2 separate regions of the Homo sapiens genome follow, and region 1 is linked to region 2. Evidence: chromatin loops called from intact Hi-C (ENCODE). Cell type or tissue: heart left ventricle. All regions are shown on one strand.

What was found. Peaks named below come from ENCODE experiments on the same cell type or tissue, not always from the same donor. Only the 100,000 strongest peaks of a DNase experiment are listed, where the experiment ranks them.
Region 1: a loop joins it to region 2, with 2.4 times the contacts of the local background. A loop is called at or near these places in 24 of 110 quality-filtered maps.

What each region holds. Positions count from the first base shown.
Region 1 is chr9:129,318,955-129,322,954 of GRCh38, reverse strand. It overlaps LINC02913 (long intergenic non-protein coding RNA 2913), which reads right to left and starts at 1,939. Exons shown (of 2, transcript NR_149714.1): 1 at 1,909-1,939; 2 at 352-1,163. RefSeq lists enhancers at 421-988, 989-1,557, 1,880-1,929, 2,410-2,469 and a silencer at 2,130-2,249. In heart left ventricle, CTCF peaks have their summits at 421 and 2,061; DNase peaks (open chromatin) are centred at 1,799 and 2,146; H3K4me3 peaks cover 1,780 bases; H3K27ac peaks cover 4,000 bases.
Region 2 is chr9:129,412,287-129,416,286 of GRCh38, reverse strand. No RefSeq gene overlaps it. Among named protein-coding and RNA genes, the nearest start is that of LINC00963, 74 kb to the left of the region's middle. RefSeq lists an enhancer at 583-1,402 and silencers at 1,984-2,123, 2,264-2,473, 2,584-2,753, 2,774-2,853. In heart left ventricle, no CTCF peak of the experiment used is centred here; DNase peaks (open chromatin) are centred at 1,406, 1,756, 2,496, 3,056 and 1 weaker place; H3K4me3 peaks cover 2,230 bases; H3K27ac peaks cover 3,603 bases.

The sequences.
Region 1 (4,000 bases), 93 kb after region 2:
TTCAAGCCTCTCTGCCGGGAGGTCTCATGGTAGTTGCCTCTGGAATATCTCCCTTCCCGCTCCCTCCTTTTTATCCTTATCAGAGAGGTGGGAGCGCTGGGCCTGGCCCCAGGAGACAGGGGACTGGGCTGGATCCAGCCTCTGTCCTCCCTAGCTGTGGGCTCCTGGGTGCATTGCTTAACTACTCTGTGCCTCAGTTTCCTCATCTTCAAATTATAGCTAACAATCGCACCACCTGCAAGGGGCTCTTGTGGGAATTCTAGGAAATAATCCCCATGAAGTGCATGAGAGAGGCAGGCACACAGCTAGACTGTTGACGTGTGAGCTACTAATATGATTTCTCTCTGCTTCCCTCACCCACCTTTCCTTTGCACCCCACCCCAGTTAGGAGCTCTGGGCAGTGCCTCCTATAGGTCAGTATGTGTTTTCTAGGTCCCACCGCTCAGCGGCAGCTCCACCCACTGTCCCAGACAGCACAGGGAAAAGGCCAGGGATGGACAGGCAGAACTGGGAACTTTCTTAGGAGGGGACAACAGGGCCTGGGACCATGTTTACCCCTGCCCCCTCTAAGGTTGCATCCTCTCTTACATGGGACACACAAAGGGCAGTGTCCCCCGGGCATCAGTGCTCTGAGGGCAGAGCCAAGCGAATGTCCCCTTAGGGCCTGCCGATGTGCTGGGGAAACGTGGTTCCCCACCCATGAGGCTGCTGCTTGCTCCAAGCCTGGGTGCCATGGCCAAGATGGCTCTACCTGGCTGCCAGGGTCACAGAGCAGAGGATTCAGATGTCTCACTTCCTGAGGGTCTCCAGGCCAGGCCCTGGCAACACAGCTGTGAACAGCCATGTGGTTCCTGCCCTCATGGAGCTCACAGCCCTGTGTGCAAAGCAGGCAATCAGGGCCTAAGCATGGGGTGCGAAACCCAGAGTGGGCAGAAGAGGACGGGCTGGGCACCAGAGAGGACTTCCCAGAGGAAGAGGCACTGAAGGGAAGGGCTCGGATGGGAAGAAAAGGGGTTCCAGGCAGAGGCCACAGCCTGGGCAAGGGCCTGGGAGAGAAAAGTGGTGGGTTCCAGGAGCTGCAGGCTTCCTCGCCCACCTCCCCCGACAGGTGAGGTTTATCGCTCAAGGCCACATACGCCATCTCACGTGGTCCCCGCTGCCACCTGGAGAGGTCAGAGGGCAGGAACTCTTACTCCCAATTCACACTGGGACAATTCCCAGCTGGACTAGAACCCCGATCTCCTGACTCCTGGCTCAGGTGAGAGTCAACATGCAAGGCTGGGCCCACAGCAGCCCTGGCATTTGACCAGCAGCCAGGTAGGCCCAATTTTCATCACCTGCCTTTAACAGATGAAGAAATTGAGGCTTAGGGAGAGCACAACACCCCTCAACTGCCGCAGTTTTTGTCTGTCTGGGGGCCCTAGGACAAGCCTGAGGTGCGGAAAAGCCCTCCCTGGGTGGGGCAAGAAACAGAGCTGGGAACGGGTGACTTGGGGTGAAGGAAGGAGGGGAGCGGGGATGGGTTTTGGAAATCCACACTGGGCAGGGAAAGGCGAAGGAATGTGGGTGAGACGGGGTGCGCCAGTCCCGGAGGGGCCCAGGGCCTCAGGCAGCCCCCTCCCTCCTTGCCTCCCAGGTGAGACCCTAACTTCGCGGAAGACGACACCCCTCAGCTGGGCGGGGAGGAGGGCCACCGCCTCCTGGCCACCCAATCAGAGACATTCCCAGTCTGATGGCGGAGGCCGCCAGGGCCAAGGGCTCCCAGGGCCTTCCCCGGGGAACCCCCGAGACCTGCCCCGGACTCGGAGGCCCACCGCGCATCGCCCGCCCCCAGCCTCATTAGCACCGACACCCGTCGTCCTCCCCTCGGTTTCCGATGGCTCCAGAATTTAAAGGTTAAATCCTAACCTCGTCTCAGCAGTTTCTCCCGGCTTTGCCTACCCAGCGCCAGTTGCTGGTAATTATATGCATCTCCGAGCAGCCAATCAGCTGTCAGACTGACAGATACTGATCTTTTCGTTTTATTTTTAGCTCTGTGCTTCCCCCTCTAGTTGCAAAAAAAAATTCTGTTTGTTCTGTGTGCTGCTGCCTCGCTCCCAGCCCTGCAGCCGGCTCTCATCTCCGCCAGCCAGGCGGGAGCAGGCAGCCGCCGGGGCTGGAGCCTGCGGTCCCCGCCCGAAAGCGGGGAACAGAACGTGCCCGCCGCCCCCGAGCTGCGGACCGCCCTGCCCAGAGCAACCCCCGGGGCTGCCATGGGGAAGGGAGGAGGCCGGGGCGCTGTGGGCACCTTGGATGCAAACACCCGAGGAGCTGTGCTCAGTCTTGGGGGCCACGCACGGGTGGAAGCAAGCCCGTACCTGCGGGCTGGGGGCTTGGAGAGAAAGACACACACAGAGACAGCGAGAGACAGAGAGACGTACACAGGCAGAGACAAGCTAGACTGAGGGCGGAGGGGAAAAAAGACAAGCACTTTCCCCCCTGGAAGCACTCGTCCCCCATCCCCCAGAACCGAACAGAAGGGGTCAGGAATGGCCTCAGCCCCGCCCTGGAGTGGGGCTCAGAGGGGAGTTTCCAGCCCCGGGCCCCCCAGAGCTCGGGCCGGGAACCTGGGCCTCCCCTCCCAGGTCTGCTGCCTCATCTGCCACGGAAGGGCGAGTGAAGTGCTCTTCGGGGTCATTTGTGAGTTGTTCTGCAAGGTTCTGTGGGCCTTCCTGGAGACTGGCAGGTGTAGGGGCCTGGCCGGAGGGAGGCCGCTATTCATACAGCTTCTCTGGAGGGAGAGACAGCAACTGAGGGCCAGGGAAGCTCTTAGGTCCCAGTGAGTCTCCCAGACAGTGGAGGGGTCTGATCCAGGGGGGCCGGCCCTGAAGAGTGATGGGAATGATTGTGAAGTTTCCTTCCATCCTCGCGGCTCTCTACAATTTGCAAAGTGTTCACTTTGCCCTAGTGGCCTCTCCTTCTGCCCCACAGTTAGCTCCAGAATGGAGTGAAATAGGGGTCTGGGAGGCCTGGGGAGGCTCACCTGTTTTCTGATGGGCCCTGGGGCCGGCGTCGGGGGAGTGTGGCCTAATGGTTCCGTCTTTGAGGTACAACTCACCTGGTTCAAGCCCCAGGGCTGCTGTTTACCAGCTCTGCGACCCTGAGTGAATGGCTCGAGCTCTCTTGGCCCCAGTGTCCCCATTGGGAAGGTGGGCCCCCACCCCACCCTGCACCCCCACAGGGTGGCTCAGGGCCAGAAGTCACTCCGTCTGGGTGCTCCTCCCGGCCCCGGCCTCCACGGGCCCGGCACACTTGTGAGCAGGTATTATTAGCTTCTCCGTTTTGCGGATGGGGAAACTGAGGTTCATGTGACTCGTAATTGGCAGAACTGGGACTAGAAACACCCCCCCACTTTTGGCTTCCTTTTCTCTGACACCACAGATGGCGCGCTGAGAAAAAAGAGAAGAGCGGGAGAAGGGAATTAGGAGCCCGAGAGAGATGGAGGGAGGCAGAAGCGCCGTGATCAATTACTTGGGCTATAAATTTCTGCTGTTTTGCAAAGTGAGCACACAGCCTCCGAGAGGCAGAGCTCCCTGGGCAGGCTCTGGAGAAACCAAACAGAGCCAAGCCCTGCAGCAGGCGCTTTTGATGGTGGGAACCGGGGAGGGAGAGGGGTCGAGCTCAAGGGTGGGTGGGACAAGCTGGGGGTGCAGCAGAGGGGGCCAGGGGAGGGCCAGAGGAGAGGAAGGAAACCCAAGTGTCAGTGAGCTTGGGAGCTGTGGGAGCCCCCTGGGGAGGGATCGGCTTCGTGCCTCCCCGGCATTCTCTCCCGCTGCTGGGGGTAGGAGAACCAGGCCTGGGCACAAGATCGTGGCCCCCTGCCACTGCATTCGAAGCTGGTACAGGGCCAGGGCGGGGGCGACGGGGGGCAGGAGGCCCTTTGAACCTCACCTTCCTTATCTGTCAAATGGGGATACTGATGACATCCATCCCCAGGGATTGGTATCTAGGGTATAAGTGG
Region 2 (4,000 bases):
GGGTTGACTGTGGGGACCATGTGGGGCCCACCTGGCTTTCTTCAAGCCACCATCTACCCCTGAGGATGTCTCCCACTGAGGGGGCTGGATCTGCACCAGACTCAGAAGATTCCAGAATGGCTGGATCCAAGGGTTCAAATACAAAGGGAGGGCTGTGGCCGGAGCCACCGAAAAGTACAGGGGGTGAGCAGGAAGGGCAGGGGAACAACAGAGACAGGAGCAGCAGCTGGACACTCGCTCTCAGGGGTGTGTGACAGCGACTGCACCATCTTCCAGCTGTGTCCCCAGCAAGTGACTTCACCTCTCTGAGGCTCTGCCCCTTCATCTGTGAAAGTGGGATCATCGTGGTCTTTACCTCACTTGGTTGTTTTGAGGGCAGAATTAGATAAGGAAATGTACAGACCTCGGTGGAGTACCTGGCACTGAGTAAGTTCACAATCAATGGTGGTTGTGATTATTATCCCCATTTGCCAGATGGGAAGACTGAGGCTCAAAGCAGCTCAGGGACTTGCCTCGGATTACACAATGGGTTGGTGGCAGAACCCCTGGCCTCGGCTTCTCCTGACCCCAGTCCAGTGCTCCTTTCCTGGAGGCTGGACCAAAGATGAACCTGCCTTGGGACACAGCCAGCCCCAGAGTGTCAGAGACCCAAGGTGGCCATCCTGGGTCACACCAGCTCCAATGACAGCTTCTATGTTCTAGCACCTACTGTGCACCAGATGCCATGCCACGAGCTTGTGTGCACCACCTCCAGGAGCCATCACCACCTGTGACACGGGCACTGCGCTATCCCTGTTGTCCAGATACACAAGCTGTGGCTTCGGCAGAGCCGGGATCCACCGCCAGGACTGTCTGGTCCTGGAATCCCGGTTCTCAGCACAGGCTACTGCTGGGCCAAGGTGGGGCTTCTCTAGACTGTAGCGACAGCTCCCAGGCGCCTTCTCCCTATGTGTTCATCTTCTCCTTCAAGGAGAGACGGCAATATGGCACCCAGACCTCCACCGTGGATCCTAAGTCTTCTGGACACCAGACAAGTTTCCCCTGCAGGGCGGGGTTCCTTTCTCACATCTGGAAAAGGGGGGTGGGGGAAGGAGGGAAGAAGAAACATCAGCCCTAGCCCCTCCCTCCCTTCAGCCAGCACAGGGCCGCAGTGGGGGCTCAGGCTGCTAGGCGATGGTGGCAGGAAGGAGGTTTGAAGCATGCGGTCCCCCTTCCCCGCACACCCTGTCTACATTCCCATCTGGTCAGCCTGCTCGCTGAAAGTTGAAGTCCGCCTTGTACAAAAAACAAAAGCCTCCCCTTTCCAATGCAGAAAGCCCCAGAGACCGGGGCCACTCCGCTTGCCTTCTCTCTTGGCCAGTGTGGCCAGGACAGGGGCCGGGGAAGTGACAGCTGCCCTGCTCAGGGGAGAGAGATCCCAGTCCTGGCTCGGGTCCTCTCTGGGGCCATACCCCAGGAGCAGCTCGCGGAGCCTGTCCCCGCTGACTCCCACCGGCTCCCGCCTCGCCCGGCAGCCCAGGCCCCGCGACCCCTCCCCCTAGGACCTCCCAGCCTGGCCATCCGAGATGACCTTTGCCCCTTCCCCACAGAAGCCCAGACCTCTGACCCTTATTAAAAACAAACCAAACAAAATCTGGAGAGAAAAAAAATTCTCCACAAACACCTGAGAGATGATCGCGTGTCCCCGGCGCACGTACACACACACACGAGCACACACACCCCAGCCTCAGACACGCGAGGCCGCCTCCACATAAACACGCTGCTGGAGGGCGGGTTTTGTTTATGAAACGTCCAGGTTTCTCTCAACTTTGGGACGGGTGTGGACTGTTTCAGAGTTTTCTGCGGGATGAGGGAGCCTGCGGGCGGCAAGGATGTATTTTCTGCTTTGTGCTCTTTGCTGGTTCAATCCGGGGAGGGGGATACGTGAACAAAAGGACCAGGAAACCCAGGAAGGGGGCCCCGGGGCAGCACCCCCACCCCCAGGGGAGGTCGGGCTCCGGGAGGGCAGCCCCGGGGCCTGGGAAGCCCGGACTGGGCCTGAGCTCCGGAGGGCAGGGCTGCTAGCCCGTGTCCCCTCCGCGTCCCCGCGCTGGGCCCAGGGTCTGTCGCTTCGAAAACGTCTGGGACCGCTGGGCCGGGGTTCCTGCCCCCTCCTCTCCTGGCCTACAGCGCCTGGAAACCAAGGAATCCGCCCGGAACAATGGCAGGGCGGCTTTCCAAAGGCAAACAAGGAACGATTTGGCTTTTCCTTCCCCCGGCCCCCGAACCACCACCTAAGCGGGCGGCAGGGGCAGGTCTGGGGGTCCAGGTGGCCCCGGCGCGGCGACGGGACACACCCGCGACGCCCTCGTGGGCCAGGCCCCGCTGCGCATGCGCGGGTTGGGGCGCAGGCGGCCGCGGCCGCCCGCGCAGCCTCGCTCTGGCCCGGTCTCCGTGGCAACGGGCTGGGGGGAGGGGCCGGGCGGCGCGGGCCGCGGTGGCTGCTATTTCTGCCGCTTCCTGTTCCTCGTGGCCACGTCGCCATGGCAACGGTGTTACTCACCGCGGCCGCTTCCCGGCTCGGCTGGCGCGCGTGACCCCGGCCGCTCGCGCCCCCTCGTCTCTCACTTGCTGTGTTTTCCCCTCTTCCCCCGGGCGTCCTCCTCCTGCACCCCGGGTCCCCCAAGCAGCGCGCCCCGGTGCCCCCCACCCTTCCCCCTCCTCCCCGGTGCCCACGGCCCGGGACGAGGGGGAGGGAGATTGATGGGGGACGCTTATTAAAAAACATTGTAACCGTTTCCGTTTTTATTACGTTGACAAGGGAGCGTTATTTACTGTTATTGTTTGCCGAGCGGGCCGCGCCGGAGCTCGGGCGGCCCCCCGGGAGCTCACCTTCAGGCCGCGGCGGGCGGGGGCCGGGGCGGGGGGCAGGGCGAGAGCAGGGGGCGTCGGGCGGCCGCGCACCCCGGGGCCCTGCTCCTCGCCCCTTCCCCCGCCACCCCGTCCGGGCCCCGCGGCGGGGCGCGTTGGCGCGGGGAGGGACTGCAGAGGCCCGGTGACTCGCGTTGAAGGAGAAAGGCAACAAAAAATAAAAAAGGAACAGATGACTTCATTCTCGGGAAGGCTCCGTCCTACACGGACCAATTTCCTGGGGACTGTGGTGGAACAGCCCTGCTGCCGTTGGAAGCACTTAAAACTAAACCAGATAAAGACCAGAACATTCTGGGCCCTGCTGAACCAAGCCAGGGCAGGCTGCCGGGGCATGCAATTTCTGGCCACATGGGGAGGTGGGTGGCCTCCCTCCACCCTCAAAGGGCGCCTGGCTTCCAGTGTCCCAAGATTGCGGGTCCTGTGGGGAGGTGTCCACCGGGATCAGATGGGCCTGAAGGACGCCCCCAAGCCCCTGCTGGGATGTTAATGTCATCCTGCTAATTAAAGTTTGTGATTCTGTTCCTAACTCAGCTCCCCACTCTTGGACATTATCAGCTCAAATGCATACAGTTGCTGCTCTGGACAGGGAAGCCAGAGGAAAAAGCCTCTGCAGTGCACACCATACCATGGGTTCAGAAAAACAAATGTTGGCCGGGCACGGCCCGCCTGTAATCCCAGCACTTCGGGAGGCCGAGGCAGGAGGATCACTTGAGGCCAGGAGTTTGAAACCAGCCTAGTCAACATGGCAAAACCCAGTCTCTACTAAAAATACAAAAATTAGGCGTGGTGGTGCACGCCTGTAATCCCCGCTACTAGGGAGGCTGAGGCATGAGAATCACTTGAACCTGGGAGGTAGAGGTTGCAGTGAGCCAAGATCATGCCACTGCACTCCATCCTGGGCAACAGAGCAAGACTCCATCTCAAAAAATAAAAATAAAAAAGTGTTTACACTTACAAGCAACTCCTAGTGAACAACCCAGGTTTTGGAAACAACTTTCAGAGACCCCTTTAGCCTGTTTCATGTTTTCTTTTTCTTTTTCTCTTCCAAGGACATGCGGTTAGCCTTTGGTCACGGAGACCTTTGCCCTTT